2 separate regions of the Mus musculus genome follow, and region 1 is linked to region 2. The links are chromatin loops, found by intact Hi-C in ENCODE. Cell type or tissue: heart. All regions are shown on one strand.

Region 1 (8,000 bases), 460 kb before region 2:
TGACCAAGGCTACTCTTACAAGGACAACATTTAATTGAGGCTGGCTTTCAGGTTCAGAGATTCAGTCCATTATTATCAAGGCAGGAACATGGCAGCATCCAGGCGGGCATGGTGCAGGAACTGCTGAGAGTTCTACATCTTCTTCTGAAGGCTGCTAGAAGAATATTGGCTTCCAGGCAGCTAGGGTGAGGGTCTTAAAGCTCACACCCACAGTGACACACCTACTCCAATAGGACCATACCTTCTAATAGTGCCACTCCCTGGGCCGAACTTATACAAACCATCACAGTGAGCCCTGAACATTCTGTTGTTTCAAAAAGCAGGTGATGCAGGAATTAAGTGGGATGTGTCAGAAATGTGGAGACACCAGCTCAGAGGGGCTGAGACTGACCTACAGACCATCTACCAGTCAGTAGCTGATAATGAGCTGGACTTTTAAATGCCCACAGGTCTATGAAAAGTGAAGGGATTGTATTTTACAGCCACCACCATCAGTGACTCAGTCAAGGATTGTCAGAGGATGCAGGGGCTGTCGCTGAAGGCTGTTGGGGAACAGGAAGCACATGAGATTTTAAAGTGGATCCCCCAGCTTTGGATGAAACGTCTCTCCCAATGGTTCACCTTCTGGAAGTTAGTTCGTGGTGTCCTGGTATTGACGACCTTGAAGAGATAGGGCCTTGTAGGAAGTGAATAGGTCATGGGGCCATAGCAGTCTTGGGGACTAGCATCCATCTTTGAGGGAGTAAGGCAGGTCTCATGAAACTAGAGTTTCATGTTACAAAATAAACATGGCGCCTCCACTTGGTCTTTCTCCCCCACTTGCTTCCCTTGTCTGCAGTGAATATCCAGTCTCTGAAACCCTCATTAGAAACTGACCAGACCCTGATCTTGAACTTCATCACCCTACCCCATCTATGAGCCAAAACAAACATCTTTTCTTCATAAAGCGTCTAGCCTCAGGTAATTTGTTACAGTATCTAGCATATATCTGGATTCAGAAAAAGATTCAGGCTGGGACTACCACCCATTTCTCATTACCTCTACAATGTAACAGAATGTAACCGATGTCATTCTCAGGGAAGGATTGGCTGTAAGCACTTGTTAGGGAGAATAGCTGGCTGCACAGTGCAGCCAGCAATCCTCGGAGCCTCCTGGAGTGGGGAAGGGGTGTCTCCTCATCAGGGGGCTGTAGTGCAAAGGCATAGGAGGGTAGCAGAGACAGAGAGCAAGTGTTGCAAAGTGCTAATTGGCAATTCTGGCTGATGGCTCTGTTTGCTGTGCTAGCTTTCCAGATTTTCAATGGATTTAAAAGTTAATGATTAGGGGGAGACCCTGGTGCTGGTGGGATTAAACCTCCACTGACCTGACCTGAGTCCAAACTAGAGGAAGGTCTAGGCCAGTGGTTCTCAACCTGTGGATTGTGACCCCCCCCCCACACACACACAGGTGTCACATAAGAGATATCCTGCATATCAGATATTTACATTACGATTCATAACTGTGTAAAATGAGAGTAATGAAGTAGCAAGGAAATAATGTCATAGTTGGGAATCACCACAACCTGAGGAGCTGTGTTGGAGGGTCAGAGCATTAGGAAGGCTGAAAACGACCCCCCTGCCTGGAAGGTGCTACAGAAGTGCAGGTGGTACCCCACAGCTGTGCCTTTTACTGGCTGCCTGATTTCTCCAGTCTGACACAGTTTCTCTGGCAGAAAGCAACTGACCTGTGGACTGACTCCTTTGGCAACAACTAAAATCCCTCACCAGGCTCAGAGGACATCTTCTGGAAGGATGTTCCATTTGAGCCTGGCTTTGTCCTCTTAGACACCTCGGGTTAGTAAACCATCTGGTAACCCAGGCAACCTGAGAGCCCCCTCCTGGGTAATTTGGGCCTTGGAAGTGCAGAGCAGTTCTCACCGGTCCATCTCTCTGACAGAATTCCGGTGGGAGAGAAGAAGGGTGGAGGAGGCGAGACCCTTATGGCAGAACAGGTTTATTTTTTTTTTCTTAATGGTTTTTTGGGACAGGTTTTCTCTGTGTAGTCTTGATGTCTTAGTCTGGGGTTCTATTCCTGCACAAACATCATGACCAAGAAGCAAGTTGGGGAGGAAACGGTTTATTCAGCTTACACTTCCACACTGCTGTTCATCACCAAAGGAAGTCAGGACTGGAACTCAAGCAGGTCAGGAAGCAGGAGCTGATGCAGAGGCCATGGAGGGATGTTCCTTACTGGCTTGCTTCCCCTGGCTTGCTCAGCTTGCTCTCTTCTAGAACCCAAGACCACCAGCCCAGGGATGGCACCGCCCACCATGGGACCTCCCCCCTTGATCACTAATTGAGACAATGCCCCACAGCTGGATGTCATGGGGGCATTTCCCCAACTGAAGCTCCTTTCTCTGTGATAACTCCAGCCTGTGCCAAGTTGACACACAAAACCAGCCGGTATACTTGGCTACCCTGGAACTCACTCTGTAGACCAGGCTGGGTTTGATCTCAGAGATCCACCTGCCTCTGCTTCTGAGTGCTGGGATTAAAGGTGTGTGCCACCACTACCACCATCGCCACCCTGTATACCCTGGCTAGAACAGATTTTTTTTTTCCGAGCCATGGAAACAAATGTCTGTGATCTGAAAGACAAGCATAGTTTCTACATGGTCAACAGCGCATTGTTCCATAAGCTCGGGCTCCAGTTCATCTCTGTGAAAACACACAGCCAAAGAGCCTTGAGGTCCTCCCTGCTCAGCGATTCCTGGCATAAACCCTAGCATCTCCCAGCTCCCAGCCCTCTGAGGAGGCATCAGCTCAGACCCACACAGCCAAGGCTCCTTGAACCTCCCTTAACCTCAGCCTCTGGATTCTTTTATGGAGGTCTAAATAGTTACCCTAGATGGCTCGGTGTTCTGGGGCCTCTCGTCTACAAACCACCAGGATATTAACCTGGGGGTCTCGTTCCTTATGTGACAGTAACAGAAACTTCCAGTCATATGCCTCTGAGTCGTGTTCCTATGAGGGTCTTCTGCAAGGCACAGAGGGGAAGAAAATTTATATTCTGAGCCTTGGCCTGTGGTGGGGACCTGCTATGAAGGGAGGGTCTCCTAGAGGAGGTTCAGCATGGGCTGGAAGGTCTCCCCACAGCCTGCATTTCCCCCAGGCCACAGTGCTAGAATCCACATCTCTTACTTTGCTGACCGCAGTGTTTCCAGGAGCTGGCCTGATTGCTTCTAATGACTCCTCGGGGTTGTTGAGGCTGTCTGACCAGAGCTGACTGCTATCCTGAGCTAAGCATCAAGGCACAGCGGTGGCGAACAATGATGTCCTGTTAACATGGGAGGCCTGTGCCTGCGCGGAGCACCCCATCCTGAGCTGGTGCAGGCTTCTGTCTGCCTTGGTTCATGATTGAGGCCCCCAGCAGGCTCCACCCCAGCCTGTGATGTCTAAGGTATGTCGGGGATGGTAGTACTGTAGCCGCACGCACACTTCCTAGAATACAGAGGAGGAGCCCTGTTCAGAGCGGCAGGCAGGCCCTCAGAAGCAGCCTCGGAGCCTTGGGTAGGATAGATCCCTGAAGGAAGAGCATCCAAGCTGCAAATGGCTAGTTTTCAGTTGTCACCTGGGATGTAAAGGAATGTCTACTGATCCCAGAAAGGATACTCAGGTCAAAGAAGCAAGCACATCTGCATGGAGCTTGACAAATCAATATCCAGGAGCATGGGTGCTCCGATGGCAGCTGCGTCACCTAGAAGTCCCTCCCCAGCAACCCACGGGTCAATCCATCACAGGCTTCTGCTGAATTCATTGCTATGACTATGGACCAAGGTCTTCTGTAGGTCGCCATGGCCACTCCACTTGATATCGATAATTGTGGGACTCCCCCAAGACAGCCATGTGGAGACGGCAGTTCCCCTCAACGGTACTGACCGAGACTTCTGAAACATCCGGGATACACAGACCATATTCACCTTCCCTGGTCGGCAGGTCCCTGGACTATTTATCCGGAGTCCTTCTGAGAGTTCTTGAGAGGAGCTGGGGAAATTTTGCTTGGCTGTGTGAGGTTAATTGGGGGAACAACCGTTATCTGAAAGCAAGGTGGCTTTGTTGGGGAGACTATAATCTGAGAGGCGTTTGTTATGTCAGAACAATCTTTATTGGGGTGCTTAGGTGGGTTCTAAAATTGTAACATTTTAGGAATATGGATGATTGGGGAGGCACTTAGCAAGCGGTGAGAGGGGCGTCTGTAACAGGCTTTGGAGATTGGTGTGCAAAGGCTGAGAGAACTTGGCTTTTGTTCCCAAAGGGGGGACTTAGACGGTCAAGCAGTCAGGGGGAGTGAGACGCTGGCAAATGGGTGACCTGGGGCGGGGACAGCAAGTACCTGAGGGCTTTGGAGAGAAGCTGGAAGAAAGCAGTGGGCGGCATTTAAGGAGGGCTCAGTGGAGTTGAGGAAGAGAGTTTGTTGTTGCATGACCTTGACCCAAGTGAGGGCTTGGCCATCAGCGTGTGTGTGTGTGTGTGTGTGTGTGTGTGTGTGTGTGTGTGTGTGTCAGAGAGGAGAAGGCCTGGGTTTAATTCTGTCTTGTAATTGGGAGTGTGGATTTGTTCAGAGTGCTTGAAGTCTGAGGATATCTGGACACTTAATGGATTTAGGGGAGGCAGTTGGCAAGAGGGAAGCAAGGGTGATCTTGAGGAAACAGGAACAGGAAGATGATCTCAAGGGAGCAGGAAGCAGAGGGTCAGTTGATGGGTCTGTCTGACAGGAAGGGGCTGCTGTCAAGAACCTCAAAGGCAGCTCAAGACACCCAACTCGATATTCTCAGCCCAAGAAGACGATTTGCCACAGAGGGACAGAGGCAGGGATAAGGGACAAAGACAGGAGATAAAGAGGGAAAGGGGGAAGGGAGCAAGGGTGAGGGGAGAGAAGGGGGAAGGGGGAAGAGGAAGGGGAACTTATCAGAGGTGACAAAGGACTGTCTCTGGTTAGAGACAGGAGACAGACGTGGCACATAGGAAAACGGTGGTCTATAAAGGTCAACTGAGAAACCCCGTGTTAGGAAGAGGTGTTCCGTTTTACTGGGCATGTTAATCAGGTGAGACAAAGGGGGCTTTTGCTTGCTGGACTTCAATACTTTGATAGCTGGACCTTGGTGGTCAGCCTCAGGAGGAGGAAGTGGCCAAATAAGGGAATAGACCTTGGTGGCTAGCTTTTGGAATGTAATCCTTTTAGCAAGGAGGAGGGAATCTGGGGGAAGGGCAAGGCTGGCCTGCCAGAACCACAAGCTCTAGTTGTCTAGCGTCCCTTCAGCCTTGACTTCACAAATATGTCCAAGATAAATTCTTACCAAGTCACCTAGGTTGGGCAGGGGAAGAGCTCACACTGTTTTGAATAATGTATGTTTTGTTATAAATTACTACACCTATAAATTACTACTACACCTGCTAGTCATAGTGTATGCTTTTAATCCCAGCACTTGGGAGGCAGAGGCAGGTGGATTTCTGAGTTCGAGGGCAGCCTGGTCTACAGAGTGAGTTCCAGGACAGCCAGGGCTATACAGAGAAACTCTCTAAACAAACAAACAAGCAAACAAACAAATTACTACACCTGTAAGGTTTTTCAGTTTGATTTGTTTTGTTGTTTTTGTTTTATTGTTTTTTATTTTTGACACAGGACCTCACTCTATAGCTCTGGATGGCTTGGAACTCACTCTGTTGACCAGACTGGTCTCAAATTTAGGGCAATTCTCTGGCCAGTGTTGGGAGATAAAGGTGTAAAACAACCATGAGGGGACTGAGCAGGTGTCAGACAGGGAGACAAACCAAAGAGAATGACCCCTGCTAGCACAGGTTGCGCCTTCCTTTGCTGTGTCATTGGGTAGGGTGCAAAATGGACTTGGCCACGAGCCAATAGGCAGACACGGCTCTGAGGTTCCACCCACAGTGTCCTTTGAAAGAACCTCCTCTCGGAGGAAGTCTCTTGGCAATTTGCCACTACTAGTTTACTACCGAGGCACTGTGGTTGGAAGGTGTCTCCCTCAAGTCCACATGTTGAGAATTAGGTCCTCAACACAAATACGTTGAGAAGTGAGATCTTTGGGAGGCAATCAAATCCAAATGGAGTACTGTCCTTTTGAAGGAATGGCTTCCTCACAGATGAAAACTCAGCCCATTTGCTGCTATCTCGCGCTGCCCTGCTTCCACCTTAACTACGGGAGAGCAGGGTGAAGGTGCTTAGCTGTGCACCTTCCCTGACACCGGTGCATCTGACCTTCCCAGCCTCTATGGTATAACAATTTCTGCTCTTCGTGAAACACCCAGTCTCACGTATTCTATTGCAGCAGCCTGAAACAGGGGACAGTGTGACATGCTTGTATTTGTCCTGAGTTGAGGACATTTCAGTGCTTATAGAAACCACCAAGTTCTCAACTGTTTCCTACCCAAGTCACAAATGAAGCCAATGCTCTCTACCCACACGTAGGCCACACTGTCTTTAGGAAGTGGGGTGCTGAAGGCTCAGGCCATAAAACTCCGCTTTCATGTTTTGTTGAGGGCCTTTTGGTATAAAACAGTCACCCCAAAATGACCTCATCAAAATCATTTTCTCAGAATAACCCGGCTAACCAGAGGTAATGGTGCAGCAAGTAAGTAGCATCCTGGTGCCTGGCCCGGGTGAGCCAGCATCATTGACGTAAGTGGGGGGTAGGGGGAGGTTAAGGGACATGGGGGGTATGCTCTAGCCTCCCTCTCTCCCTCCTTCCCCCTCCCCCCTCTCTCAGTGTGCCAAAGCTTAGCTGCACTGAATCATCTCAGGAGCGCCAGAAAAAACGCGATTTCCCGGGTTCACCCCTCAAGGACTTGATTGCCCGGGTCAGGCAGTGCGCCTCAGCACCGCTGATTCTGACTCACACATCCCTCCAGGTGACCGCAACACGTGGCTCCGTCAGCCAGCTCCATCCGTGAAAAGCGCGCTGCCTCTGTGACAGCTTTTCTTCTTGTCTTTATTTCGGCACTTCCCGTTTCTCCTAGCTCCGGGGAGTAGGCTTTGGTGATTAATTGCCGAGCTAACCCATTCATTACTCCTTAATAAGATGAATCCGTGTCACCAACAATAAGTCATGCTGCCTCTGCTTCCTGTCGCCTCCTGACAGGTCTCTGGTGCCATCCCGTTCTTCTCTGCAGACAATTATTGTGATAACCGCATCCAGGCCATCAAAGGTGGTTTTCAATTCGGGGGTGGCAGGCGGGGGAGGGGGGTTGGGGGGGTTTGGTTTGGCTTGAGTCGTTATCGGTCAGAATTTGTTGATGCTGCTGTTGCTCTTCTTTTTGTTGGGGGTCGAGGATGAAGGCCGTTAGAGTGAGAGCTGATGGCCAATTCATTAAATATAATCCAAGGAGACGCTGGAGAATACAGTGCTTTGAGTCCCCTGGCCCAGGGGTCAGCATCTGGCAGGACATCCCAGGAGACCACAAGCAAGGGTCTAGCATCTGTGTTTGAAGTCCAAACAAGGGGCCGCCTCCCTTTTCCCTCTTAATTTGCCTCCCATCGTTGAGCCCTCGTACCTTCTCTTTGGGGGTTTGAGCAAGTCAGTTTTCCCCACCTTTATTTATATTCAGTGTGAACTCAAAATCACTGGAACATCTGTAAGGGGGTGAATTGTGACCCTCTAAAATAGACACATATCCAAGTCTAAGCTTTTTAATGTGATTCCATCAGAAAATAAGATTGTTTCAACTGGCCAGTGGTGGTGCATGACTTTGATCCCAGCACTGGGGGGGGGGGGGTGCAGACACAGAAAGATCCCCGTGTCCAGGGCTACACAGAGAAACCTTGTCTCAGAGGGGGAAAAAAGATTGTTCCAAATGTCACTAATCACATTAAAATTAAAATAGTGCTACACAGGGCTAGTGTGGACCCTTAGTCCAATGGCTGTCATGTCTAGGTCAGAATGGACATTGTAAAGGCAGACTTACCCAGGGAGGGAAAAATACATAAAATTGGAGGTAAGGGTG
Region 2 (8,000 bases):
GCAAATCCAGGAAGCATTACAATGTTTTAGCAAAACAGTTAAAGAATGATCTCTCTCTCTCTCTCTCTCTCTCTCTCTCTCTCTCTCTCTCTCTCTCAGCGTTCTTTGCCCACAAGGTGGAGCATGAAAGCAAGGCGCATAATGGGAGAAGCTTCCAGAGGACCGGGACTCTTGCCTTTGAGCGGGTCTACACTGCCAAGTGAGTTTAAACTCCGGTGCTGCTAAAATAATGGTGGGGACATGGGCATGGCGGAATGAGACTATCCCCCATGCAATATCTGCCTCTGCCAACCTGCAGAGTGTTCAGGAGGCAGGCTGCTGGATGCCCTTCCTCATCTTGGTGCTCCCTAGTCTTAGAGGAAGGAAGTGTGATGGGGGAGGGGAGGTGTGGTCTCTATGATCCAGTAACGCCCTGGCAGCCTTTAGTGCCTGCACTGACCAGTTTCCTGTGGGTGTTGAAGCCCTTCAACTCAAGCCAGATGTTCACACAGCAGCTCAAGAAGTGTCTTCCACACACCACCCTGGGCTTGTCCAGTGGTGGTCTGGATGACGTCACTGAGTTTCATAACAGGGGGGCCCCTTGAGCAATCAAACCGAGGACAGAAAGGCGGAGGCTCTGAGCAAGTCCCCTGCCCTCTTGCCTTGACTTTTGAATAGAAGAGCTGTTGGGAGACACATGAGTGGCTCTGGAAAGAGGTTTGTGGAGTTCTACTTGGCTTGCAAACCTGAAGTGACATGAATCAAACATGATTGTCCTTTAAGTCATCTTGGGGTCAGCTAGGCATACCTGCCGTTAGTCAGAAGGACAGGCTCCCCGCTTTGATAGAGGGCTACCTTGAGAGTGGGTGTCAGTTCCAACCTCAGGAGTGAATTTGATTCTTCCTAAGGTACTTTCAAGGGGGGAAATCATGGCCACCGACAATTGGACCAAACTCAGAGAGTTTCTCTAGGAAACTCAGAAAGCCCTTGAGGCCCCTTCCAGATGTGTGAGCAGCCAGTGGGGCTCCCACTCAGCTACCCTTTGCTCCCTGTGGACTGAAGGGATTGAGGGATGAGGATGAGACAGAGCTCTCAGGCGAGCATGACTTCTCATAGAGACTCTCTCTGTGAGGTGTAGGGCATGTGTACATCCCAGGTAGGGTCTTCTCCATTGAGGTTCCCCAGCTGGGGCTCCTTTTGTCCTTAAGCTTATAAATTGATGCACGCCTCATCTGGAACACTCACAACCATCCTAGGAACCTCTTCAGATCATCCCTGGATGTTCACTTTCCATCCCACCTGCCCACTCTTCCTTAGCAGATACTCCTACCAGCTTAAGGGCATCCTTTGCTGCAGGGTCCACAGGGAGATTTCTTTGTTACCATCTAGAGCTTGGCTTCCCTAATTGTCAATGTCAATCTAAGGCATTCAAAGACTTTAAGAGGCATTATAAATCCATCCGAAGAAGAAGAAGAAGAAGAGGGAGATGACTATGTAGGTTGTCACCAATGTATTTGCATCATCCTTCTGTGGAGATAACACAAAAGGGTCCCTGGGAAATGTCATGAGCGGGAGATATGAAGATATCTCTGATCAGGGTTGGGGACAAAATTGCTCAAAGAAAACCACCACAGACTCCAGCAGCGGGGGGTGAGTAGTGTCCCTCTGTGCAGATGATTACTTTCTCACAGTGACCCTGAGATTTTATGGACTCCACCCCTCCACCCGCCTGTGTGTTGTCCCCACTCCCCACCCCCTGCCCACATGCACATTCTTAGAAGCTGAGTTTCCACCATACTGGCAATGGGCAGTGAATGAAGCAACCCTGGGTGATCTTTCCTTTCCTTTCCTTTCCTTTCCTTTCCTTTCCTTTCCTTTCCTTTCCTTTCCTTTCCTTTCCTTTCCTTTCCTTTCCTCTCCTTTCCTCTCCTCTCCTCTCCTCTCCTCTCCTCTCCTCTCCTCTCCTCTCCTCTCCTCTCCTCTCCTCTCCTCTCCTCTCCTCTCCTCTCCTCTCCTCTCCTCTCCTCTCCTCTCTCTCTCCCCCTTTCTTTCTTTCTTTCTTTCTTTCTTTCTTTCTTTCTTTCTTTCTTTCTTTCTTTCTTTCTTTCTTTCTTTCTTTCTTTCTTTCCACATAGTTTCTCTGTGTAGGCCAGGCTAACCTCAGATGTGTGGTCCTCTTGCCTGTGCCTTACTCAGCCCTGGGATTCCAGATGTGTATCACTTATGCCAGGTTGTCGCTATCTCACGTCTGTCACTTGCCCCCAGGAGAGAAAAAAACTTTGTTTCTACAAACCCAGGGTTCCTCTGGCTGCTGGCCTCCAAATTGCAGAAGTATCTAAGGCTGGTGGTTGAGCTGCATGGCCTGTGGGAGTGGTTTAGAAATTCTATGATGGTGTGGGGGTTCCAAGGGTAAGAAGATGTGCTAGGTTAGCGCTGAGTGATTGTTGTGTTTCGGGGAACTGACCATGAGGACTTTGTAACTGTCCTCAAACTCACAGAGATCTGCCTGCCTCTGCCTCCCCAGTGTTGGGATTAAAGGCGTGTGCCACCACTGCCTGGCTTGTAGCCCAGTTTTCAAAATCCACGAGTCTTCATCACTCAGCCTTGTGAGGTGAAGGAGAATAAGCAGATAGGGAAGTCGTGTGTGGAGAGGTTGGCGAAGGGAAGAGAGTTTTCGATCAGATAGGGATTGCTCAGACACTGCTGTGGTTCTGTTGAGGACCGCTTCCTCCTTCAGTCGACAAGCACTTGGCCACGCCCATGGAGGCTGCGCAAGAGGCTGGAGATCTGTGTAGCCGGATACTGGCTGTCTGCCTATGCCTGGAGAACACCAGGAAGGCGGTGATGATATTCTAACAGAAAGCCACAGCAACAGTCTTTCCTCCAGGGCCCTCTAGAAGAGTCAAGAAGAGGTGGAGGAACAACAACAACAAAAAGGATTATTTAAATAGTCAATTATTTTTATTTTATGTTCATGAATGCCTTGCCTGCATGCATGTCTGTGCACCATGTGTGTGCAGTGCCTATGCAGACCACAAGAGGGAGTCAGCTCACTGGATCTGAACTTATCAGAGGCTTGTAAGCCTCACGTAGGTGCTGGGACCTAAACCTAGGTCCTCTGCAAGAGCAGCCAGTGCTCTTAACCCCTAAGACATTTCCTTATCCCAAAAGCATGCATTTAATCCTACTATTTAAAACTTAAGATGTGAAGTTGTACCTGTTCTTACAGAATGACAGTACTGTACACAACTTACCCCACAAACATATCTGTCATAAGCTGTAAAACCCAGATTTTGGTAGGATCATGAATATTTTGAAATCTTGGCTATGAAAGTCAAGTGATATCTACTGATGAACATAAAAGCCCAAGGTGTGTTATTTTTAGCATGAGCTATGACCTTCACGGGATATAGCTAGCTTGAGAGGCCGGGCTTAACAGATGCCCTAGCCAACATCAGTGCAGTTCAGCAGGTCAGACACCCTTGACTAACAGCCTGTCTGACCACCTGTCTTGCTCTAGGCTGGACCTTGACTCTTTCAGTGCAGAGAATGTAGTTCAGTGCCTCTGGTCTTGGCACATAAGCTCAGCTAGTGAGCCTGTGTCAAAGTTTGGTTAGTTGACGGCAGGCTCTTCCTTGTGAGTATGGATAAGTGTAGGTGTGAGCTGAGACAGGTGTTCAGAGATGTGTAATTCCCTGAAGTGTGTTCCGAGATTCCAAGTTCATGGGTCATTAACCAATGTTACAGCAGGAAGGAAGTGCTTCCTGTGGTACCCGAGACGCTCCAACATGCTAAAGACCGTCTACCTCACCACGAGGGGGTGTCATAATTAACCACAGTGGCTCCCCCTTCCTCCTCACTTTTTTTGTCAGTACACAGTCTGAGAAACGTCACGCTAATGTCACAATACTCCAGCCCCTCTTGGTGTCCACTGGGAGCTCACTTTTCAAGCAGGGTGTAGTAATGAAAAGGGTATAGTAATTTTAAGTCTGCAAGGAGCCTATTGGCTGGTGTCGATAGTATGTCAACGGTGTCCTGGTATTTCGTTACCTTAACTTAATCCAAACAAACTAACAGAATTTTAAATTGTTCCTCTATTATATTTACAAAGGTTGGGGGGGGGGGAGGAAAGAGAAGGTAGCCTCGGTCTCTCTACAAAACAGGCAGATCCTGGCACTTCAGCTTGAATACAGCGTGGCGATTTACCGCAAGACCAGCTGAGCAGATCCTGGTTAGGCCTCGAAGCGAGAGTCGAGATGGGTTTGCCAGTTTTGTTTTGAAGAAGAATAGGAAAGATACAAATCTATTCAAACGGAAAAGAAATGTAATAGTAATATTTGGGGGGAAGTTTCATTCAGATATACCAGCTCTACACAGAACATGTTTCATTTGGAAGAAGGTGACAAAAATACAGGCAGGACAGTGGAGAGCCTACTCTAGTCACTGGGTGTTTCTCTCTAAGGTACAGACTCTTGGGCAGCTAGGGACCCCCTTCCTTTCATTACCTAGCCAAAATGACCACTTCAAGGGCTATAGAGATGACTCAAGCAATAAGTGCTTGCCGTGGGCTGAAGTTCAATCCTCAGCCATCACGTGAATGGACAAGCAAAGAAAAGAGAAGAAAGCCAGGGGTAGTGGTTAGAGCTTGTAGCCTCACACTGGGGAGGCTTAATGGACAAGCTCCACATTCAATGAGACCCTGTCTCAAAAAAAAATAAGGTGGGGGGTGATGGAGGAAGACACAGGACATCAACCTCTGTCCTCCACACATAGCTGCTCGCATGCACGTGTGCACACATGTGCACGTGGACACGCACCTCCCCCTCCCCCAAACCACAACTTCAAAACAAACAAAAGAACCAGGCTGAAGCAGGGAGACAGCCTTATCACTGGGAGCGTTTTGGACCCGTTTACTAGGTAAGGAACTGTAAACGGGCCACGTGTAAGGACCTCCTGCCCTTTGGAAGTCTGTGTCCGTTAGACCTATGGAACTTGTGTGGATCCAGACTGCCAGACCCCATAAGGCCAGCAGGGTTCTGCTTTGTGTACTGAAGTATTTTTAGCACTGCTTTCTGGGGGGATCAACATTTAACATATGCCAATATGCAATATACGAACTATATGGGGTTACTGTACCCATCCTCAAAAGAGCTGACTTCTTATTGGCTCTGAGACATGAGACCCTAGCAAGAAGCAGCCTGAACATTGCATTTTGGCTTTTAAATGTATAGCTCCAAACCCTGTTTACCAATGGCTCTAGGATTGCATCATGTACTGAACCACCTGGAATGCTTGCTGAGGCCTAGGTTGCTGTGGTCCTTGCCCAGTTTCTAACACCACACATTGAGGTAGCACAGGCATTTGAGCATCCAGTAAGCCCTCAGATGCCGTGGGTGTTGCTGGGATGGGGCCCACCTGGGAACCTCTGCTTTACACCACTGACTTAGCCTCAGAGAGGCACAGTTGCTGCCACACCCTTCGTTTAGTGAGTGAGGAAACTGAACCCACCCAGAGAAATAGCTTTGTTAAAGTCTTGCCAAGGACAAAGACGGAGCCAATCAGCCGTTCTTCACACAGTCTCATGTTGCTCCCCAAACACTTCTCATAGGTTTGTTCTGTTGCTTTTGCGTATTTACATATTTGTGAATTTGCATATCTACATATTTACATATTTGTTTCATTCAGTGGAAGGACTAGGCTGCACCCAAGGACACTTACTGTTTACACAGTGAAAGATCTCTCAGGGGTTTGGAGACTAGACTGGCAGGTGTGAATTCTGGCCTTCCTCAGTCCCCATCCCTAACCGGGGGTGGGGGGTGGGGGAATAGGGAGAACCCTAGAGAGTTATTCAGCTGCTGTAGGCCTTGGTGTCTCATCCGAATAGGATTGTAATTACAGTAGGCAGAATAACAGCCCCTACCTAACCTCTTCCTAGGAGACTGTAATTTCATTATGTGGAAAAATTCAGATTAGCTTTGAAAAAAATCTCATTTGAGTCAGTTCTCTCTCTCTCTCTCTCACTCTCACTCTGTGTGTGTGTGTGTGTGTGTGTGTGTGTGTGTGTGTGTGTGTGTGTGTGTATGTGAGTGTGTATCATGTGGATGTAGGTACCCAAAGATGCCAGAAGAGGGTGATATATTCCCTGGAGCTGGAGTTACAGTGGTCGTGAGCCAACAGAGATGAATACTAGGATCTAAGGCTGGGCTTCCTAGAAGAACATCGTGTGCTCTGAACTACTGAACCTTTTCTCCAGCCCCACAAATAAAATCTTTTAAACAAGAAGGAGAAAGGTTTGACGTTAGAAAGGCTCATTGGCCATCCTGGGCTTTGAGATCAGAACAGGGCAGCAGCCAAGGAATACTGGGATCCCGGAGTCTGGAGAATCAAGGGAATACCCCTTTACCCACTTGAGCTTCAGAGAGGATGCGGACCTGGCCACACCTGTATGGTAGCTCAGGGAGATTCATTTCAGACTCTGGCTTCTGGAATGGTAACTCAATGCATTTGTCCTGTCTTAAACCACTGAGTTGGTGGCTACATGTTACCGTAGCTAAAGCAAACCCAGAGTCATCTAGTTCAGTGGCAGGAATGTGGGATCTCTCCTGTAAGGGATGTCAGACAGCAGCATGGTGTCTGGGATACAGTGGCAGTATCCGCTGGGGAGCAGGGACGACCTTCTCCCATCTTCTTTTGTGAATGAACCTTGGTTTCTTTAACACTTTGGGGATCCATGTTTTCCACCCGCCCTGCCGCTGTCTACCGACACACTTTCCCTTAGTTGGGCATCTTCATCCTGCCGCTCCCATTCAGACGCGACCACACCTCGTGTCTGCATTGCTCTCCAGGTAATTTTCAAGCTACATTGTAGTCACATGCTTTCTGATTTTTTTTTTTCCTGCCTTGTTTGCCCCACAGCCAGAACTGCGTAGATGCGTACCCCACTTTCCTTGTGGTACTCTGGACTGCAGGACTACTTTGCAGCCAAGGTAACCTGAGACTCCCCTCCCTTTGTGAGTTCTCTTTGTATAATGTGCAGCTCTCCGGGGTTCAGAGGGCAGGTATTTTGTTGAATAGCCTTGACCGGACCCACAGCTCTTATCCAGGATGCCCTGGAGAGATGAGAGCCCTGGGGAGGTTGAGTTCCGGGCATGCTCGGTGAGGGCGCAGCGTGGTGTGGTAATGCATTGCTAATGCTTGCTCCCTGGTGGCTGGTTGAGAGCGCTGCTCTGACAAGGGTGGTTTAAGGCTAAATGTGACTCAGAATCCGTAAGCAGGGTTAGCTCAGATACAAGGGCATTGTAAATGAGAGCGCCCGAGGGATCTATTTTGGGACTGCTGCTGCTGGCTTTTCTGTTAATAAGCTCCAGCGTGGTGGCTCTTCTCCGGGCATGCATCTACCGAGCGCCGGCTGGGTTCCAGCCGAACATGGGTAAGCATACTGCCCACAGCCTTGACTTCAACGAATCTGAAGAACAGGTTGATTCCGAGTGATCCTCTGCAATGAACGGAAACCGGAATAATATGCTTTGAGCTCTGTTTGGAGACTGAGCACCGAAAGCCCTGGCTAAGACTGGCGTTTACCTGGTAGTGGCTCAGTGTGATTGAAACAGCTTCAGTGGCCCAGCAGGGTCCATACAGAGAGGCCAGAAGCGATCCCTTGACAAACATGGGGTTATTATAATTTTCCACACGGCTCTAGAGTGGATAATGAATTTCCCTGGGACCGGCAAGGACAATTTACCTTAGGGGAAAAAATTAGTTGTTCAGGGTTATTCAGTTGATGAGTGCCCTGGGCAGATCCAGAGTCTGGGTCTTTCAGTTCTAAATCCTGTAGTTTTTCTAAGCATTCTTTTACTGTACTAACTTAGATTGTAAATACGCTTTGCATTTACTGTATGCCAACTCTGTCCTGATTGTATGAGGATTAATAATATACCAACGGACCATTACAAAGTAGGTGGGTGGGGGCTGGAGAGGTGTCTCAGTGATTCAAGGGCATTTGCTGTTCTTGCAGAGGACCA

What was found. Hi-C counts contacts between places; a loop is a spot of excess contacts. Peaks named below come from ENCODE experiments on the same cell type or tissue, not always from the same donor. Only the 100,000 strongest peaks of a DNase experiment are listed, where the experiment ranks them.
Region 1: it touches region 2 in a loop (4-fold over the local background); 3 of 42 quality-filtered maps call a loop at or near these places.

The regions. Positions count from the first base shown.
Region 1 is chr5:148,813,702-148,821,701 of GRCm38, forward strand. No RefSeq gene overlaps it. Among named protein-coding and RNA genes, the nearest start is that of Gm36405, 8.4 kb to the left of the region's middle. In heart, no CTCF peak of the experiment used is centred here; no DNase peak of the experiment used is centred here; H3K27ac peaks cover 1,258 bases.
Region 2 is chr5:149,272,282-149,280,281 of GRCm38, forward strand. Alox5ap (arachidonate 5-lipoxygenase activating protein) reads left to right here. Exons shown (of 5, transcript NM_009663.2): 2 at 100-199; 3 at 6,895-6,965. Among named protein-coding and RNA genes, the nearest start is that of Alox5ap, 11 kb to the left of the region's middle. In heart, CTCF peaks have their summits at 3,010 (motif pointing right) and 7,184; DNase peaks (open chromatin) are centred at 450, 2,730 and 7,160; H3K4me3 peaks cover 767 bases; H3K27ac peaks cover 876 bases.